Regions from separate parts of the Mus musculus genome. Here region 2 is linked to region 1. Evidence: chromatin loops called from intact Hi-C (ENCODE). Cell type or tissue: gastrocnemius. All regions are shown on one strand. Each heading gives the region's core, and the rest is flanking DNA. Links, peaks and the distances in the headings are about the cores only.

Region 1 (10,939 bases), core at 1,161-9,160:
GCAATGAGTCTTAAATAAGCATGATGTTCATGCAAATATTTGGGTGTGACTAATCCCTCTTTCTTCATCTAAACAAAAATAAGTATTAGTTGAGACCTGTTTCCTTATCCTTTCCTTGGGAAAACACATTTTAAATTCCAAGCCTGAAAAACTGAAATCTAATTCTCTTGGTTTAGTTCCCAAGGCAGACTGTTGCTAATGTTTATCCATTTGTTTCTCTTTCTTTTGTCATCCCAGGCTGTCATGGTATCCCTGCTGACAGACTACTCACCTGTGCTCCAGAAGCCAAAGTTTTGATGCCTGTCAAAAGGAAAAAAACAGAAAACAAAACAATAACAATAACAACAACAACAACAAAAACCCCTCTGTTCTTTAGCAATAGAATAAGTCAGTTTATGTGGGAAAGAGAAGAATTTAAAATTGTAAACACATCCCTAGTGCATGGTATGATTATGTAATTGCTTTGCTATTATGAGAATTTCTTAAAGCTTTTAGTTTAAGTGCCTGGCATTTTATTATCCTGCTTGACTTGGTTTAAACACTCTCTTCAATTTACAACCTCTGAATGACATTTGGGTATCATATTAATTATCATACACATTTCCTTCCACTAAACATTAAACACTTTGCTTACAATGTCTAAGTCATTAAATGTAATCTAAGCTTATTACCTTAATAAGGGATCATTCATGCTCATTTATAAATAAACATTTGCCAGGCAGTCAACTGCTGGTAAGTTCATGGGCCTTAAGACCAATGGAGAAATCAAATGACTTACATCCTGCAAATGAGTACAATTTTCAGGCCAATGAGGGAAGACAGACAGTCAAAGAGAGATTATGTAATTCTTTAAAAAGGACAATTTGCCCATACTGAAGTATTTTTCTTATCATTTATGGAAATATTGGAGTCTGTCAAGTGTATACATCTATGTATCCACTAGTTCATGTTGTAACTGGAAAGGTTGGTTAATATATGATATGGTAGAGCTGTGGGTACCCATCCAGGAATGTGTGTCCATTACAGACTCACATAGTCCATAATTACAATTTTTCCATTAGGAACAATTTAATTTCTCACATCTGTGCTTATCACAAATATACTCATGCTACACATGGACAATTTCCATAAATCTACTATTTGCCAACATTTCATTTGCCGTTTTCTCATCACAATTTGAATAGATCTCCTTTGTGGGTGATCAAATCATCAAATGATTATAAATATTTTTAGTTGATAATTTAAATAATATAGGAGGTTGTTCTTAAAATAACACATTTTATCTGGACCAAATAATGTAATTTACTTCATGTTCCACCCCTATTTTAAAAAAAATGTTTTCAGTCTGGTTGACTGATATTCTTTAACAGACATTGATGACTTAAATGAGTAAGCAAGCGATGAATAAAAAAAATAGATATAGTCCTTCCAGTTGGTGCCAGTACTGGGTCACCATGGGCACAGAGTCGGCGGACACCCCCAAGGTTCCCTAGAGGACTCTCCACTAGATTTATGGACCACTGGTGAGTGGAACACAACTTCTGTTCCAATCCAATTGCGCAGGACCTGAGACAGTACTAAGGAAGCAGAAAACCCAGCCTGACCAGGATCCAAATCCCTTCCAGTCGGCACCAGCACCAGGTCACCTGGGTGCAGAGTCGGTGGACACCCCCAAGGTCCCTAAAGGACAGCTTCTGAGGCAGACCCCGTTTCGGGCTCCAGACATCCTGGCACCTTCCCTGCCAGAGGAGAGGTGTCCGCCCTGCCCGGGAGGGCTTTGCCAGAGCACCTGGGGAAGGGATCTTGGTTCCCAGATCCCTCCAAGACTAGTCTGCATAGGTGAGAGTGTGGACTACAGAAGCTAACAGCTTCTGTGACAGCTTGTGGGACAGGTCCTGTTTCAGGCCTTCATCTTCTGCCAGGAGGCAGGTCTGAATGTCAGATATCTGTGCACCTTCCCTGTAAGAGGAGAGATTGCCTGCAGAGAATACTCTGACCACTGAAACTAAGGAGAGATCTAGCCTCCCAGGTCTGCTGATAGAGGCTAACAGAGTCACCTGAGGAACAAGCTCTAACCAGAGACAGCTATGACAGCTAGCTTCAGAGATTACCAGATGGCGAAAGGCAAACTTAAGAATCCTACTAACAGAAATCAAGACCACTCACCATCATCAGAACGCAGCACTCCCACCTCACCCAGTCGTGGGAACCCCAACACACCCTAAAAACTAGACCCGGATTTAAAAGCATATCTCATGATGATGGTAGAGGACATCAAGAAGGACCTTAATAACTCACTTAAAGAAATACAGGAGCACACTGCTAAAGAGTTACAAGTCCTTAAAGAAAACACAAAAACACAACCAAACAGGTAGAAGTCCTTAAAGAAAAACAGGAAAACACATCCAAACAGGTGATGGAAATGAACAAAACCATACTAGACCTAAAGAGCAAATTAGACACAATAAAGAAAACCCAAAGTGAGGCAACGCTGGAGGTAGAAACCCTAGGAAAGAAATCTGGAAGCATAGATGCAAGCATCAGCAACAGAATATAAGAGATGGAAGAGAGAATCTCAGGTGCAGAAGATTCCATAGAGAACATCACCACAACAATCAAAGAAAATGCAAAATGAAAAAGATCCTAACTCAAAACATACAGGACATCCAGGACACAATGAGAAGACCAAACATACGGATAATAGGAGTAGATGGGAATGAAGATTTTCAACTTAAAGGGCCAGCAAACATCTTCAACAAAATAATAGAAGAAAACTTCCCAAACTTAAAGAAAGAGATGCCCATGAACATACAAGAAGCCTACAGAACTCCAAATAGACTGGACTAGAAAAGAAATTCCTCCTGACACACAATAATCAGAACAACAAATGCACTAAGTAAAGATAGAATATTAAAAGCAGTAAGGGAAAAGGGTCAAGTAACATATAAAGGCAGGCCTATCAGAATTACACCAGACTTTTCACCAGAGACTATGAAAGCCAGAAGATCCTGGACAGATGTTCTACAGACACTAAGAGAACACAAATGCCAGCCCAGGCTACTATACCCAGCCAGACTTTCACTTACCATAGATGGAGAAACCAAAGTATTCCAAGACAAAACCAAATCCACACATTATCTTTCCACGAATCCAGCCCTTCAAAGGATAATAACAGAAAAAACAAACAAAAAAAAAAAAACAATACAAGGACAGAAACCAAGCCCTAGAGAAAGCAAGAAAGTAATCCTTCAACAAACCAAAAAGAAGACAGCCACAAGAAAAGAATGCCAACTCTAACAACAAAAATAATAGGAAGCAACAATTACTTTTCCTAAATATCTCTTAATATCAATGGACTCAATTCCCCAATAAAAAGACATAGACTAACAGACTGGCTATACAAAAAGGACCCAACATTTTGCTGCTTACAGGAAACCCGTCTCAGGGAAAAAGACAGACACTACCTCAGAGGGAAAGGCTGGAAAACAATTTTCCAAGCAAATGATCTGAAGAAACAAGCTGGAGTAGCCATTCTAATATCGAATAAAATCGACTTCCGACTGAAAGTTATCAAAAAAGACACTTCATACTCATTAAAGGTAAAATCCTCCAAGAGGAACTCTCAAGTCTGATTATCTGTGCTCCAAATTCAAGGGCAACCACATTCATTAAAGAAACTTTATTAAAGCTCAAAGCACACATTGCACCTCACACAATAATAGTGGGAGACTGCAACACACCACTTTCATCAATGGACAGATTGTGGAAACAGAAACTAAACAGGGGCACAGTGAAACACCAGAAATTATGAAACAAATGGATTTAACAGATATCTACAGAACATTTTATGCTAAAACAAAAGGATATATCTTCTTCTCAGCACCTCATGGTACCTTCTCCAAAATTGACCATATAATTGGTCACAAAACTATATAAACTAACTCAAAGACAAAAACAACATGATCATCTTGTTAGATGCGGAGAAAGCATTTGACAAAATCCAGCACCTATTCATGAAAAAAGTCTTGGAAAGAACAGGAATTCAAGGCCCATACCTAAACATGATAAAAGCAATCTACAGCAAATCAGTGGCCAACATCAAAGTAAATGGCGAGAAGCTGGAAGCATTCCCTAAAATCAGGGACTAGACAAGGCTGCCCACTTTCTCCCTACCTATTCAACATTGTACTTGAAGTCCTAACCAGAGCAATTATACAACAAAAGGAGATCAGGGGGATACAAATTGGAAAGGACGAAGTCAAAATATCACTTTTTGCAGATCATATGATAGTATATATAAGTGATCCTAAAAATTCCACCAGAGAACTCCTAAACATGATAAACAGCTTCAGTGAAGTAGCTGGATATAAAATTAAATCAAACAAGTCAATGGCCTTTCTTTACACAAAGGATAAACAGGCTGATAAAGAAATTATGGAAACAACACCCCTCTCAATAGTCACAAATAATATAAAATACCTTGGCGTGACTCTAACTAAGGAAGTGAAAGATCTGTATGATAAGAACTTCAAGTCTCTGAAGAAAGAAATTAAAGAAGGTCTCACAAGATGGAAAGATCTCCCATGCTCATGGATTGGCAGGATCAATATAGTAAAAATGGCTATCTTGCCAAAAGCAATCTACAGATTCAATGCAATCCCCATCAAAATTCCAACAAAATTCTTTAACGAATTAGAAAGAGCAATCTGCAAATTCATCTGGAATAACAAAAACCTAGGATAGCAAAAACTCTTCTCAATGATAAAAGAACCTCTGGGGAAATCACCATGCCTGACCTAAAGTTTTACTACAGAGTAATTGTGATAAAAACTGCATAGTACTGGTATAGCGACAGACAAGTAGACCAGTGGAATGAAATCAAAGACCCAGAAATGAACCCACACACCTATGGTCACTTGATCTTTGCCAAGGGAGCTAAAACTATCCAGTGGAAAAAAGACAGCTTTTATCATGTCTTATCATGGCAGTTATCATGTAGAAGAATGCGAATTGATCCATTCCTATCTCCTTGTACTAAGGTCAAATCTAAGTGGTTCAAGGAACTCCACATAAAACCAGAGACAGGGAAATTTATAGAGGAGAAAGTGGGGCAAAGCCAGGAAGATATGGGCACAGGGGAAAAATTCCTGAATGGAACAGCAATGGCTTGTGCTGTAAGATCAAGAATCAAGAAAAGTGATCTCATAAAATTGCAAAGCTTTTATAAGGCGAAAGACACAGTCAATAAGAAAAATAGGCCACCAACAGATTGGGAAAGGATCTTTACCTATCCTAAATCATATAGGGGACTAATATCCAATATATACAAAGAACTGAAGAAGGTGGAGTCCAGAAAATCAGATAACCCCATTAAAAAATGGGGTTCAGAGCTAAACAAAGAATTCTCACCTGAGGAATATCAAATGGCTGAGAAGCACCTGAAACAATGTTCAGCATCCTTGATCATCAGGGAAATGCAAATCAAAGCAACCCTGAGATTCTACCTCATACCAGTCAGAATGGCTAAGATCAAAAACTCATGTGACAGCAGATGCTTGTGAGGATGTGGAGAAAGAGGAACACTCTTCCATTTTTGGTGGGATTGTAAGCTTGTACAACCACTCTGGAAATCAGTCTGGCAGTTCCTCAGAAATTTGACATAGTACTACTGGAGGATCCAGCAATACCTCTCCTGGGCATATATCCAGAAGATGTTCCAACTGGTAAGAAAAACACATGCTCCACTATGTTCATAGCAGCCTTAGTTATAATAGCTAGAAGCTGGAAATAACCCAGATGTCTCTCAACAGAGGAATGGATACAGAAAATGTGGTACATTTATACAATGGAGTACTACTCAGCTATTAAAAAGAATGAATTTATGAAATTCCTAGGCAAATGGATGGACCTGGAGGTCATCATCCTGAGTGAGGTAACCCAATCACAAAAGAACTCAAATCATATATACTCACTGATAAGTGGATATTAGCCCAGAAACTCATAATACCCAAGCTACAAGATACAATCTGCAAAACATATGAAACTCAAGAAGAACTAAGACCAAAGTGTGGACACTTTGCCCCTTCTTAGAATTGGGAAAAAAAAAACACCCATGGAAGGAGTTACAGAGACAAAGTTTGGAGCTGAGACAAAAGGATGGACCATGTAGAGACTGCCATACCTGGGGATCCATCCCATAATCAGCCTCCATATTCTGACATCATTGCATACAGCAGCAAGATTTTGCTGAAAGGACCCTGATATAGCTGTCTCTTGTGAGGCTATGCAGAGGCCTAGTAAACACAGAAGTGGATGCACACAGTTAGCTATTGGATGGATCACAGGGCCCCTAATGGAGGAGCTAGAGAAAGTAACCAAGGAACTAAAGGGATCTGCAACCCTATAGGTGGAACAACAATATGAACTAACCAGTATCTCCCAGAGCTCATGTTTCTAGCTGCATATGTAGCAGAAGATGGCCTAGTCGGCCATCATTGGAAAGAGAGTTTCATTGGTCCTGCAAACTTTATATGCCTCAGTACAGGCCAACGCCAGGGCCAAGAAGTTGGAGTGAGTGCGTAGGGGAGGGGGGGGAGAGTATGGGGGCTTTTGGGATAGCATTGAAAATGTAAATGAAAATTCTTAATAAATAAATAAATAAAAAGATATACAATGAAGATACAATAAAACAATATTCTGTAATATCATGAAAAATATCAAACTTTCCTATAAATGTCAAAATTGGCCTTCACATCAATTGAAGTTTATTGGAAGCACTTAAGAGACAAAGAGAATTAGGTTTACTGGAATATCTTCTTTTAGCAAGGAATATTGGAACAATTCAACCAGCAGGTGCTATATGGTCTATGAAGGCTCACCTTCAAACTACTATTTTAAAAGTAGTGGGGCCAGGCTAATTGCTAAATTGGTAAAGTGCCTGACACACAAAATTCTGATCCCAAGGTTCCATGTTTGAAAAGCTAGGTGTGGTTTGTGTACCTGTAACCCTAATGTGGCATGGGGCATGGAAATAGGCTGATACCCAGAGTTCATTGGACAGTCAGTCTAGTCAGTGGGGGAGCACCAGGTTTAGTATGTCCACTCATCCAAAAACATAATGTAGAGAATAACCGAGGAAGAAATCAGATGTTGACATTTGGATTTCATACCCACACATGAGCATATATACACAAAATCATTAGTCCAAGTACCACATGATCTCCAATGGTGATGGGATAATTTACTTTTTCTGAACCAAATTTATGCTCTAGTATTCTTCCTAAACCAGATATAACTTGTAAATTTTTTTAGTTAAAAATGTAGTCAGTTTTTCTTCAAAATTATCTAACTTTCTGTTCCACATAATTTAATTTCTATTTCAAACAAAACTGTAAAGAAATTGTTAGATCTGAAAATTTTTAAAGAAAACTAACATTTTTCTTTGAAAGTTTAAAATAAAACAGTGAAGGAAGACAGTTTGACATTAAATTTTATCAATTCTATTTTTATCTTCTTTTTCCACTTTCCTTCTTGTCTTCCCCTTTATATAACTACTACAACTCCAAAAATTAACAAAACTTGAACAGTGACCCTTGGGTCCTGACATATATAAGAAATCCTGTCTGTCTTAGCCAGGGTTTCTATTCCTGCACAAACATCATGACCAAGAAACAAGTTGGGGAGGAAAGGGTTTATTTGGCTTACACTTCCATACTGCTGTTCATCACCAAAGGGAGTCAGGACTGGAACTCAAGCAGGTCAGGAAGCAGGAGCTGATGCAGAGACCATGGAGGGATGTTCTTTACTGGCTTGCTTCCCCTGGATTGCTCAGACTGCTCTCTTATAGAACCCAAGACTACCAGCCCAGAGATGGTCCCACCCACAAGGGGCCTTTCCCCCTTGATCATTAAATGAGAAAATGCCTTACAGTTGTATCTCATGGAGGCATTTCCTCAACTGTAGCTCCTTTCTCTGTGATAACTCCAGCTGTGTCAAGTTGACACAGAACTAGCCAGTACACCTATCCATTTAATTAATAAAACGAGCCAAAGAATTATTTCTTCTAGGCTTTTTCCACTGTGACATTGGGAATAGAAAACCACACATAATTGTGCTGCAATGATTTCTATATTGAGAAAGAATCCTCAGTAGAATTTTGGATTTTTTGGTGATTAAATTTTAGTAACTCCCAGAAAAACAATTTAATGTCAGATATTTCATATACATGTTATCTCATGCATTACATCCTCACCATAGTTTAACCTCTCTCTACTCCAATCAGTCTCCTCCCCTCTTCCTCTCTCTTCCAGATCCACTCATCATCTGTTGCCCTTCAGAAAAGAGCAGGCTTCCGAGGGGTATCAATCGAACATGGCATAACAAGTTACAATGAGATTAGGAACATATATCAAGGCTGGATGAGGCTACCCACTAGGAGTAAAAGGTCCCAAAAGCAGGCAAAAGAGTCAGACTCTTTTGGGGACTCCCACTGTTAGGAGTACCACATGTACACCAAGCTACATGGCCATACCATATATGCAGAGGACCTAGCACAGATCCATGCAGGGTCTGTGATTGCCACTTCAGTCTCTGTAAGGCTCTAGGAGCCCTGGTTAGTTCATTCTGTGGGCTGTATTCTTTTGTTGTTTTTGTTTGTTTGTTTTTATTTTGGGAGGTTGTTTGTTTGTTTGTTTTTCGGGACAGGGTTTCTCTGTGTAGCCCTGGCTGTCCTGGAACTCACGCTGTAGACCAGGCTGGCCTTGAACTCAGAAATCCACCTGCCTCTGCCTCCAAAGTGCTGGGATTAAAGGTGTGTGCCACCACTGACCGGCTTTGTTGTTGCTGTTGTTGTTGTTTGTGTTTTGAGTTTTTGTTTTGTTTTGTTTTGTTTTTTTGGTGGGCTGTATTCTTGTGGTGTCCTCAACCCCTCTGGCTCCTACACCCCTTCCTCTCCTTCTACATAGTTCCCTGAGCTCCTCCTAATGTTTGGTTGTGGATCTATGCATCTGCTCCCATCAGCTGCTGGATGAAATCTCTCTGATGACCACTGCGCTAGGCTCCACCCAATGAAGATAGCAGAATATTGCGATGGTTTTACTATGCTTGGCCCAGGGAGCAACACTATTTGGAGGTGTGGCCTTGTTGGAGTAGGTATAATCTTGTTGAAGGTAGTGTGTCACTGTGGGGGTGGGCAAGGAGACCATCCTCCTAATCACATGGGAGGCAGTCTTCTCTGTTTTGCCTTTGGAAAAAGATGTAGAACTCTTAGCTCCTCCTGCACCATATCAGCCTGAAAACTGCCGTGCTTCTGCCTTGATGATAATGGAAGGAACCTCTGAACCTGTTAGCCGGCTCCAATAAAATGTTCTTATGAGTTGCCTTTGTCATGTTGTCTGTTCCCAGCAATAAAATCCTAACTAGGACAAATAGCATTAGTAATCATTGACTTTTTAAAATTTAATTGGATATTTTATTTATTTACATTTCAAATGTTATCCCCTTTCCCGGATTCCCCCCTGCAAACCTCCTATCCCTTCCCCCCTTCCCCTGCTTCTATGAGGGTGCTCCCACACACACCTACCTACTCCCACCTCATTGCCCCGCATTCCTTTACATTAAAGCATCAAGCCTTCACAGGACCTAAGATCTCCCTCCCATTTATGCCAGATATGGTCCCTTTAGCTCCTTAAGTCTTTCTCCTAACTCCTCCATTGGGGTCCCTGTACTTAGTCTGGTAGTTGGCTGCAAGCATCCGCATCTATATTGATCAGGCGCTGGCAGAGTCTCTCAGGAGACAACCATATCAGGCTCCTGTCATCAAGCACTTCTTGGCATCTGCAATAGTATCTAGGTTTGGTGATTGTATGTGGGATGGATCCCCAGGTGGGGCAGTCTCTGGATGGTCATTCTTTCAGTCTCTGCTCAACTCTTTGTCTCTGTATTTCCTTTAGACAGGAGTAATTCTGCCTTAAAATTTTAGAGATAGGTGGGTGGCCCCATCCCTCAACAGGGGCACATAGGTTCTCCTTCCCCTTTTGGGGATATTTCAGCTAATATCATCCCCGTAGGGTCCTGGGAGGCTCTTGCTTTCCTGGCATCTGGGACTTTCTGGTTGCTACCCTCAGTTCCCCATTGATACACACGTCTGTTCAATTTCCTGACTCTCTGTACATCTCCTCCATCTCTTCCCATACCTGATTTTTCCTTCTATTTCCCCTCCCCTCTCTCTTCCTCCCAAGTCCCTCTCACCCTCTACTTCTCGTGATTATTTTGTTCTCCCTTCTAAGTAGGACTGAAGCATCTACTCTTTGGTCTTCCTTCCTCTTGAACTTCATGTGGTCTGTGAGTTGTATTGTGGGTATTCCACGTTCTTTGCCTAATATCCACTTATCAGTGAGTACATACCATGTGTGTTCTTTTGTGACTGAGTTACCTCACTCAGGCTGATATTTTCTAGATCCATCCATTTGCCTACAAATTTCATGAAGTCATTGTTTTTAATATCTGAGTAGTATTCCATTGACTTTTTTGGCCCATTATGTTTGGTTTTAGCTGAGGTCTCTGGGCTATCCAACCTCTGGTAATTCTAATGATTTGGCTACTATAAAATCCTGGGGTAAAAATTTTAGAGATAGGTGGGTGGCTCCATCCCTCAACAGGGGCACATAGGTTCTCCTTCCCCTTTGTGGGGTTTTTCAGCTAATGTCACCCCCGTGGGGTTTCCCAGAAGATCAACTATTGACACCATGTTCTACTTGCATGTGTTTTAGCTCTTTCCTGCATCACTGTGACAAAATTCCTGGCAAAAACAACTTAGAAGGGTGTATTTTGGCTCACTTCCTGGAGGCAAAGCTGGAAGACAAAGCACAGCACTAAGTCACAGTGTCAAGAATTTTAAGTTAGTTCACATCTTGACAGTTTAGGAAACAGGAATCTCAGG
Region 2 (8,000 bases), core at 1-8,000, 92 kb before region 1:
GCGATTCATTCTGGAATAAGAAGGCAAGAAGAAGACTGAGCAGTGAAACTTGATGCATATCTACAATTGAAGATGAGAGATCTAAAACAAATATGGTGAGATGTTGTTAACTTTTTAATTAAAAAGAAGGCTATGTGTTAATCTCTATATTTTAATATGCATCTGAAATGTTTTACTATGTCAGGGGACAGAAGAGCTGGCCCTGCCTACTCACTGGCTGTGGCAATCAGGAAAGCAGGCCTTACACCTCAAAACGGTGGCCCTGTTGGCAAAGGTGCAGCTGAGCCACCCCCAAGGATGTGAGAGCAGAAGAGCTAGCCCTGCCCCTCACAGGCTGCAGTACTTGGACTGCAAAAGTGGACACTGCACCTTGACTGGTCAGCACAGTGGAGCTTGCTCTGGAGGTGTGAATGTGGAGGACCTCCAGAGCAAGCTGATGAAGGCATTGGATGGCCTAGCCAGAGGAGTGTTGGAGAGCTCCCTGTGGTGGTGCAAATAAGGGAGATCCCAAAGGCTGACCAGCTCAATGGCCACCCAGGCCAAGATCCAGGGATCTGAGTTGGCTCACCCTAAAATTAATATCATCTGCAAAATGTTAGGGTGCTTGAAAGGGCCAGTGCTACAGATCCAAAGCTGCAGACTCTCCGTGACATTGTGCAGCAACAGAATGACTCAGGGGAGTCCCAGTGAGGGTCCAATTTTGGTGGCATCACAGAAGCCTCCCTCCCAGCTCGCATATATGTAGCAGATGTGCAGCTTGGTCTTCATGTGAGTCCTGAACACCTGGAATGGGGATTATCCCAAAAGTTGTTGCCTATACATGGCATACGTTCTAACTGGGCTGCCTTGTCTGCCCTCAGTGAGAGAGAAAGCACCTAGCCTCACAGAGACTTGAAGTGCCAGGGTGGAGAGATACCCAGGGGCCCCCCACATCTGCTCAGAGGAGAAGGGAGAAGGGGAGAAGGAATGTGGGAGGGAGTAACCAGGAGGGGGCAGTGAGCAGGATATGAAGTGAATAACAACAACAACAACAATAATAATAATATAAAAATATCTATATAAATAAAAAATTATGAAATGGTAAGGTAGAATCTGGATTATTGTATTACCTTTTAAAAAACTTTTTCTTCCAAATTCATATTCTTTTATGATTACAGAGAAGCCAGACAGATATTTTAAGATAGAAACTAAGTCATGTATTTCCCTGCCTAACAGTCTTTAAGAGTCTCCCATTTCATATTTTAAAAAGTTCTAAACACCTTTCTTTTGTATTCACATACCCAAGATTTAATTCTATTTCAAATAAACTGCATCACTACTGTGCCTTTGGATGTACGCTGAGGAGTCTATTTTGTTACAGGTTTCCTGGCCTTGTACTTTTCTTGAATGCTTATTTGCTCAGTTGCAAATCGGCAATAAATCTCAGCAAGCAATGTAACCCAACCCAGCCCAGCATGGCTCACGGCCAGTCTTAGCACTAGGGAGGCATCAGTAGGTGGATCTGCAAGGTGGAGGCCAGCACGATCTACAGATACAGAGAGAGTTCCAAAACAGTCAGGGTTATGCAGAGAAACCTTGTCTCAAAAACCAAACAATGAAGGTGATTGGTTTTTTTTTGGGGGGGGGGGATTTGGAGGGGGAGGGGGGTTGCCTTTTAAGTTGGCAAACTAGGTATAGTGATGCATGCCGTTAATTCCAGCACTAGGGAGACAAGGGCAGGTGGATCTCTGTGGGTTCAAGGGCAGCCTGGCCTACATAATGAGTTCCAGGCCAGCCAGGGCTACACAGTGAGATCCTGTCTTAAAAAACAAAAGAAGAGAAATGATTCTCTGCATCAGGATTAGGGCTAGTGAATCTAACTTTTCTGACCTTTCCAAAACAAAATTTGACAATAAAATTATAGTTTTTAAAAATCTTTATAATGTGTACTGAGCATAATTACTTCTTTAGCATAACTCCCTCTCAGCTGTCAAGAAAACAAAATTATGACATTTTCAGGTAAATTAATCTAATTATAAATATTATGATATGTGAGGTGATTCAGTGTCACGATGACATGTGGCTCACATTTTCTCAGATGGAGATGTTGACTTTTAATATGTGCATGTCTTTAAATAAGGAGCAGTGAGAATGGCACAGTATCTGAAACTAAATAGACCAAGCAGGGGCAACAAGTATCTGGAATTAGGGACAAGGGTGTAAAAGGTCACATGAGACAAAAAAGTAGAAAGGATGCTGCTAGGCACAGGCGACACAAAGAGGATGGGAAAAAAGATCATGGGATGGAGAGACAACATTTTTTTTAAACAAAATGTCTTTGTTAGCAAATAATCTTTTTAATAATATGTATTTAAAAGTATATTGTTGGTAGAAAAATATTACAGATATCTAAACCAAAATAGTTCAAGTTCCTCTTCTCTTCTCTTCTCTTCTCTTCTCTTCTCTTCTCTTCTCTTCTCTTCTCTTCTCTTCTCTTCTCTTCTCTTCTCTTCTCTTCCCTTCCCTTCCCTTCCCTTCCCTTCCCTTCCCTTCCCTTCCCTTCCCTTCCCTTCCCTTCCCTTCCCTTCCCTTCCCTTTCTTTTCTTTCTTTCTCTCTCTCTCTCTCTCTTTCTCTCTCTCTCTTTCTTTCTCTCTTTCTTTCTTCCCTTTTTTGTAGTAGGGGGTTGTGGTCCCCGGAATGAAGGCTGGGTCCTGGAACGGAGACTAGGAAAGCGCTCTGTGTCTGAGCTGCTCCACAGCCTTCATTTTCCCTTTCATGGGGGGTGTGGTGGGGGAGGCAATGTCTAACCAGGTCAGCCAAGCAAGGCTTGAATTTGCAATCTTCCTACCTCAGCCTCCCAAGTAACTGAGATTACAGGCTTGCACCACCTGGCGTGACTTAATAAATATGTCCTAGGAACTATTAAATCACTTTCTAGAGGTTAGTGATCTGTAAGTGATTCTATTAGAAAATATTGGCCCATGATTCAGTCCTAGTTTTATTAGACATGGATCACTGAACCCCTTCCATTACACCATGCTCTAATAAAACGGTGCCATTTTTGCAGTACCTGGAGCATTATTTTCTTATAGGCATAACTTATGCATCCAAATGAGACATTAACTGTCTTTTAGTAGGTCACACAGCGTAGCAGGGCTCTGATTGCTAAGAATGTTTTGACTCTTCATTTTAAACGGTTGCTGGAATATGAGATGTGTTCTGATACATTACAAAAAGCTGTAGGTATATAGCAGTGGTTCTCAACCTGTGGGTTGTGACTCTCTGAGGAGGGGGTGTCAAATAACCCTTTCACAGGGGTCACCTAAGAGGATTGGAAAACACAGATATTTACATTGAAATTCATAACAGTAACAACAATAAAATTAACTTACTGTTGGGGGTCACTACAACATGAGGAACTGTGTTAAAGGGTCACAGCATCAGGAAGGCTGAGAACTACTGGGGTAGGAAACACTTAGTCTTCCCATTTAAACACTGTTTTGAAAATAGAATTACTTTATTTAAAGTTTAGAAAACAAGGTTACTTTGAAGAATAATTTGAAGTTGAAGGTGAAGCTGATGGACACTTAAAACACTGTCATGAAGAAGCGAAGAATTGTGGTTTTGGTTAGGTGTTTTGTTTTTTGTTTTGTTTTGTTTTGTTTTTCAACTTGACACAAGCTTGAATCATCCAAGAAGGAGGAATCACAGCTAGGAAAACACATCTATCAGATTAGACTACAGGCAAGCTTGTGGGGGCATTTTATTATTATGGGGGGGGGCACCATTCCTGGGCAGGTAGTCCCGAGTATATATATAAAAAAAAGCAAGTTGAGCAAGCCAGAGGGAGCAAGCCAGTAAACATAGTTTCTCTATGGTCTCTCCTTCAGTTCCTGCCTCCAACTTCTTGCCCTGACTTCCCTGGGTGATGAAGTGTTATCAGGATTAGTAAGCCAAATCAACCCGCTCCTCCCCACATTGGTTTTGCATATGGTGTTTATCACAGTAATGGACAGAAAACTAGGACAGTAAGTAGGCATAGCTAAATGTTCTATTATTTGCTTTCTTCAACCAATGTAGACTGACTTGAACACTTCCCAGGGGAGTCGTCCCTCCCTGCAATGCTCATATAAGAGAACAAGTCTGATAGAAGCCAAGCTTTCCATTCATGCTTTGTTGTTATTTTCTGCCTTAGTATCCCAGGTGAGTTGTTTCTTCACTACTTCTTATTCTACATCTGTTTAATCTGGATCCAAACTTCTAATTTGCAAGACTGTGTGCTTTCAAATGAGAGGGTGTGAACAAATCTCGTACAGTGCCTGGCTTTCAGCAAGCTCTTTACATATTACTTACCTTGCTGCATGTCTTTCATTCCCATTACTTGGGTCTCATGGCCTGGTTTTCTAAAATCGCATGGCTTGTACAAGCTTTCATAATCAAATGGAGGCAGCCCTGCAGTTAAACTTGGCACATCTAGATGGAGCCAGATTAATAGCTTTCTCATGCTGCATCATTCCAAATACAGCACAGCTTTTCTTTTAGACAGCAAAGAACACTGGAGAGGAGACATCTGGAAAAACCTATGTGCTTTTTAAGCAGCATCATAGGATCAGGGAGGGGGAACCTAATGACTGTCAGACTTTTCAAAATAAATGTCCCAACTGTTGACCAACTGTATGTTTGTGAACACAAACCTCCTCTTGTATTAGCTATTAGTCATTGTCATTTATGACTGGAAATCAGGCTTTTAAAGCTTCTAAGTGTCAATTGAACTATTTTCAACTATGCTTTTGAGTGGCGTTTTTATTAACATATATTCAGTGAAATGACAGGTTTCATAAATGATGCTTTCATCCAAGTACATGATACACTTTGACCATATTCATGCCTCATTACTCTCTCTGCTCCCTTCCTCTCCTCTTGGCCACTGACGGCTTTTGCCCAAAAGGGTCCCTCAGATACATTCATTTTCATTTATAACCATTTACTTGAAATTTCACCTTTCATATTAATTCTGAGGTTTTGTTCCTTCTTGGTCCTCTTCCTAGGATGCTGTCTGCTGTGTTTCTTTATGGCAATATTAACCAAGAAAGGATGCACTCACATGAGCAATTTTAGATAATTTTTGAAAAAAAATTACTTAGAAATAGTTTCTTTTGAAGTTGGTTAGAACAAACAGAAAGCAATGGTGCTAGAACTCAGACTACTATCAGTGGGGCTGTTACTGCCATGTAGCCCAGAGCAATGAAGGAAGAGAGCATTGGTTGGAACCCAAAAGGAGAGATCCAAGGTGGGGCAATCTTGAAGAAAACAGTGCATCTGTATTAAGAATAGGTCAAACCAAGGTGTCAAGCAAAGAGTGGAAGAATCAGTTAGAATGTGTAGCTCCACTCCACTCTATTCTTCCATTCCCCTTCTATGACCCCTCCAGTGGCCAACCCCAACCAGAAGCTGGAAGGCATGACAAGTCACTGATCTATGGCATGTGCATGAGTTTCACAGGCACTGTATGTACCCAGATTAAATGAGAAGGCCAGGCTCAGAAAAAGAAAGGACAGGGATCTAGAACAGCAATGTAGCAGGACCAAACTGGATAGGACACCAGTGCCAGGTGCGGCAATTGCTTTCAACATACTGCTAATGTCACTGTCCCATTACATTTTGCTCAAGAACAAAATCCTGAGTGAGAATATCCATTTGGGTGAGGTCAGTCACCCTGCCTTCATCTTTGCTGAGGAATAGAGAGACAGTATCAATCACCACAGAGTGCCCTAGTGGAAACCCATGTGCTTTCTTCTTTAAATATTCATATTTTTTTAAAATCTCATATAACGAGATTTCTAGATATTAAAAAAAAATGAGTTCAGGGATGGGGCTACAACTCAGTGGAAAAGCACTTCTTAGGTATGTATGGGTGCTGGGTTCAAGCCTCAGTAAATAAACGAAATCCAGAAAGAATGTTCTGTCCCTTCTTGAAAAGGAAGCTGTCACTAGTAAATGACCTCTGAAGTCTTTATCAATCTATGGCAGCAAGACAATTGGGAATGCAGTGGGCTGGGGTTTGTATTTGCAATTTTACATCGTCTCTCTCATTTCCTTCCTTCCTCCATTTCCTGTGCTCAAGAATGCCCCTTCCACCTTTATCGTTCTAGATCTTTATACAATAAGGCAGGGAGGGCTAAGTTACATCTAGGTTAAGAGTTCAAAATGTGGGCAGTTGAAATACATATGCAAGCTTACTCAGCTCTTGGGAGTGCTGCTTTCTTCTAAACTTCGATGAACATGACTTTCAATATAATCTTAGGGCTTTTTTTTTTTTTAGCCACAATTTGCACATGAGACATTTCTAAAACGTTTACATACTTAAAATGCAATGTGACATTTGTAAGAGTCAGAGTAGTTTATTTTAGAAATATAGAGTAATAGATAAGGCAGCCTTAAGATTCCTCCATTTGGTATGTCTTCCAATGAACCTTCACAGGACCATCAACAGTCTTAATTTAGGAAAGTCTGTTTCCATCCTTGTGAAAACCTTTTTGCCACCAATCCTTAAATGTATTTATTCCCCTATCCCTACCTCTCTGGAACCATTAACCACTACAAATGAAGATGCATGGATAAGTGGCTCAGCCCTTCTCTCCCTCTAAGGGACATACCCCGTGGGAAGCTTTGCTCACTGGATCCCTCGCCTTCTGTACACCTGGATTTGGAATACCTGCCCAGTCTACAAGGAATTTTGAGGTGTGTTCGATCCACACTGATCTAAGATTGCGTTTCTCAGCCTTGACTAAGCATCCTCGTAGTCTCCATGTGTACTTCTCAGCATACACACTTCTCTGTGCACATACTTTCCCATGTACACTTTCGAGATTTTTTTTTTCAAAAAAAAAAAAATAGAAATCTAGAAATGTGTTGGCTTTCCTCGGCTTTTGACTTTGTTAGTACCTCTTCCCATCTGGGGCATGTTAAATCTGACAGCTGGTAGGGAAGTGAGGTGGGGAAGAGAACCCACTTCACATGGCAGGGCAACTCCCAGGTGAAATACTAGCTTCAAGCAAGGTAACAACAGTTTCATCAGGCAAGGTAGGAGAGCTTTCTTAATCTGGCAAGGGAGATTGGATGAGAATTAAGGATTCAGCCTTCACAGGGCCTACTAAAATCCTCTCATATATTTCTGTGTCAATGCCTCAGCTTTCAAATTAAATCAGATAATACCCCAATATGCACCTCTAAAATCTGTCAGGACTGGAAATGTCACCAATATTATAATTCATCAGCACACTGGATCAAAGTCTGAATTTCTATTTGGCCATCTCAGTTCAACCGAGGCAAATAACTTTTTTATACTATAAAGCTATTTATTATAAAGAACAGCTACCTCATTAGCTGTCACTGAATTCCTCAGGCCCTTCATAGTATTCTATCTGAATCGGATACATGATGGGCATTGCAGGTTACTATTGGCAACTGATAAGCTAGTTTGTAGCTATGTTCCTGAAGAGGGCTGTTAGTGCCTGTCAACCAATTCTGATTTTTATCAAGGTTTTCTGCAGCTTAGTTTATGATAGCAATTTCTGAGTCAGTCAGAGTTCTTGAAAGAAATAAGATTTAGTAAGAAAACACAAGGTAAAGCAAAATTAACAGGAATTCTGAAGAGAAGTGACTGAGTGAGAGTAGTAAACAGGGAAGAGAAGAGCAGGTCTGAATACAATTGATGCCTTAGTGTAGTCTAGAGGAACCTTGGTCTTGCTTGCCAAGACAAGACCAGGCTGAGAACTTGACAAAATCAGCACTGCTCGTTGTTTACAATACTACATCTCATCTCAACAGTACAACATTTTCAATGATCCAAGTTTCAGAGTCCGAGGTGGGAGCATTCACTGGGTCCTCTGTATTGTACAACTTGGCTTTTTCCCCTCTGGGGTATAGAGAAGCATGAAGATAATACAGTAAGTCCCAGGATGGAACCTGGGTATGAGGGTCTGCTGCTACATATTAAAAACTCCTTTTCGCCCAGTCC

What was found. A loop is a pair of places that touch in the nucleus more often than their neighbours do. Peaks named below come from ENCODE experiments on the same cell type or tissue, not always from the same donor. Only the 100,000 strongest peaks of a DNase experiment are listed, where the experiment ranks them.
Region 2: it touches region 1 in a loop (2.2-fold over the local background); 1 of 42 quality-filtered maps calls a loop at or near these places.

Annotation. Positions count from the first base shown.
Region 1 is chrX:10,319,606-10,330,544 of GRCm38, forward strand. It overlaps Otc (ornithine transcarbamylase), which reads left to right. Exons shown (of 10, transcript NM_008769.4): 10 at 238-1,419. The coding sequence ends at 297. Among named protein-coding and RNA genes, the nearest start is that of Otc, 73 kb to the left of the region's middle. In gastrocnemius, for the core only: no CTCF peak of the experiment used is centred there; no DNase peak of the experiment used is centred there.
Region 2 is chrX:10,228,775-10,236,774 of GRCm38, forward strand. No RefSeq gene overlaps it. Among named protein-coding and RNA genes, the nearest start is that of Rpgr, 16 kb to the left of the region's middle. In gastrocnemius, for the core only: a CTCF peak has its summit at 4,444; a DNase peak (open chromatin) is centred at 4,420; H3K27ac peaks cover 1,897 bases.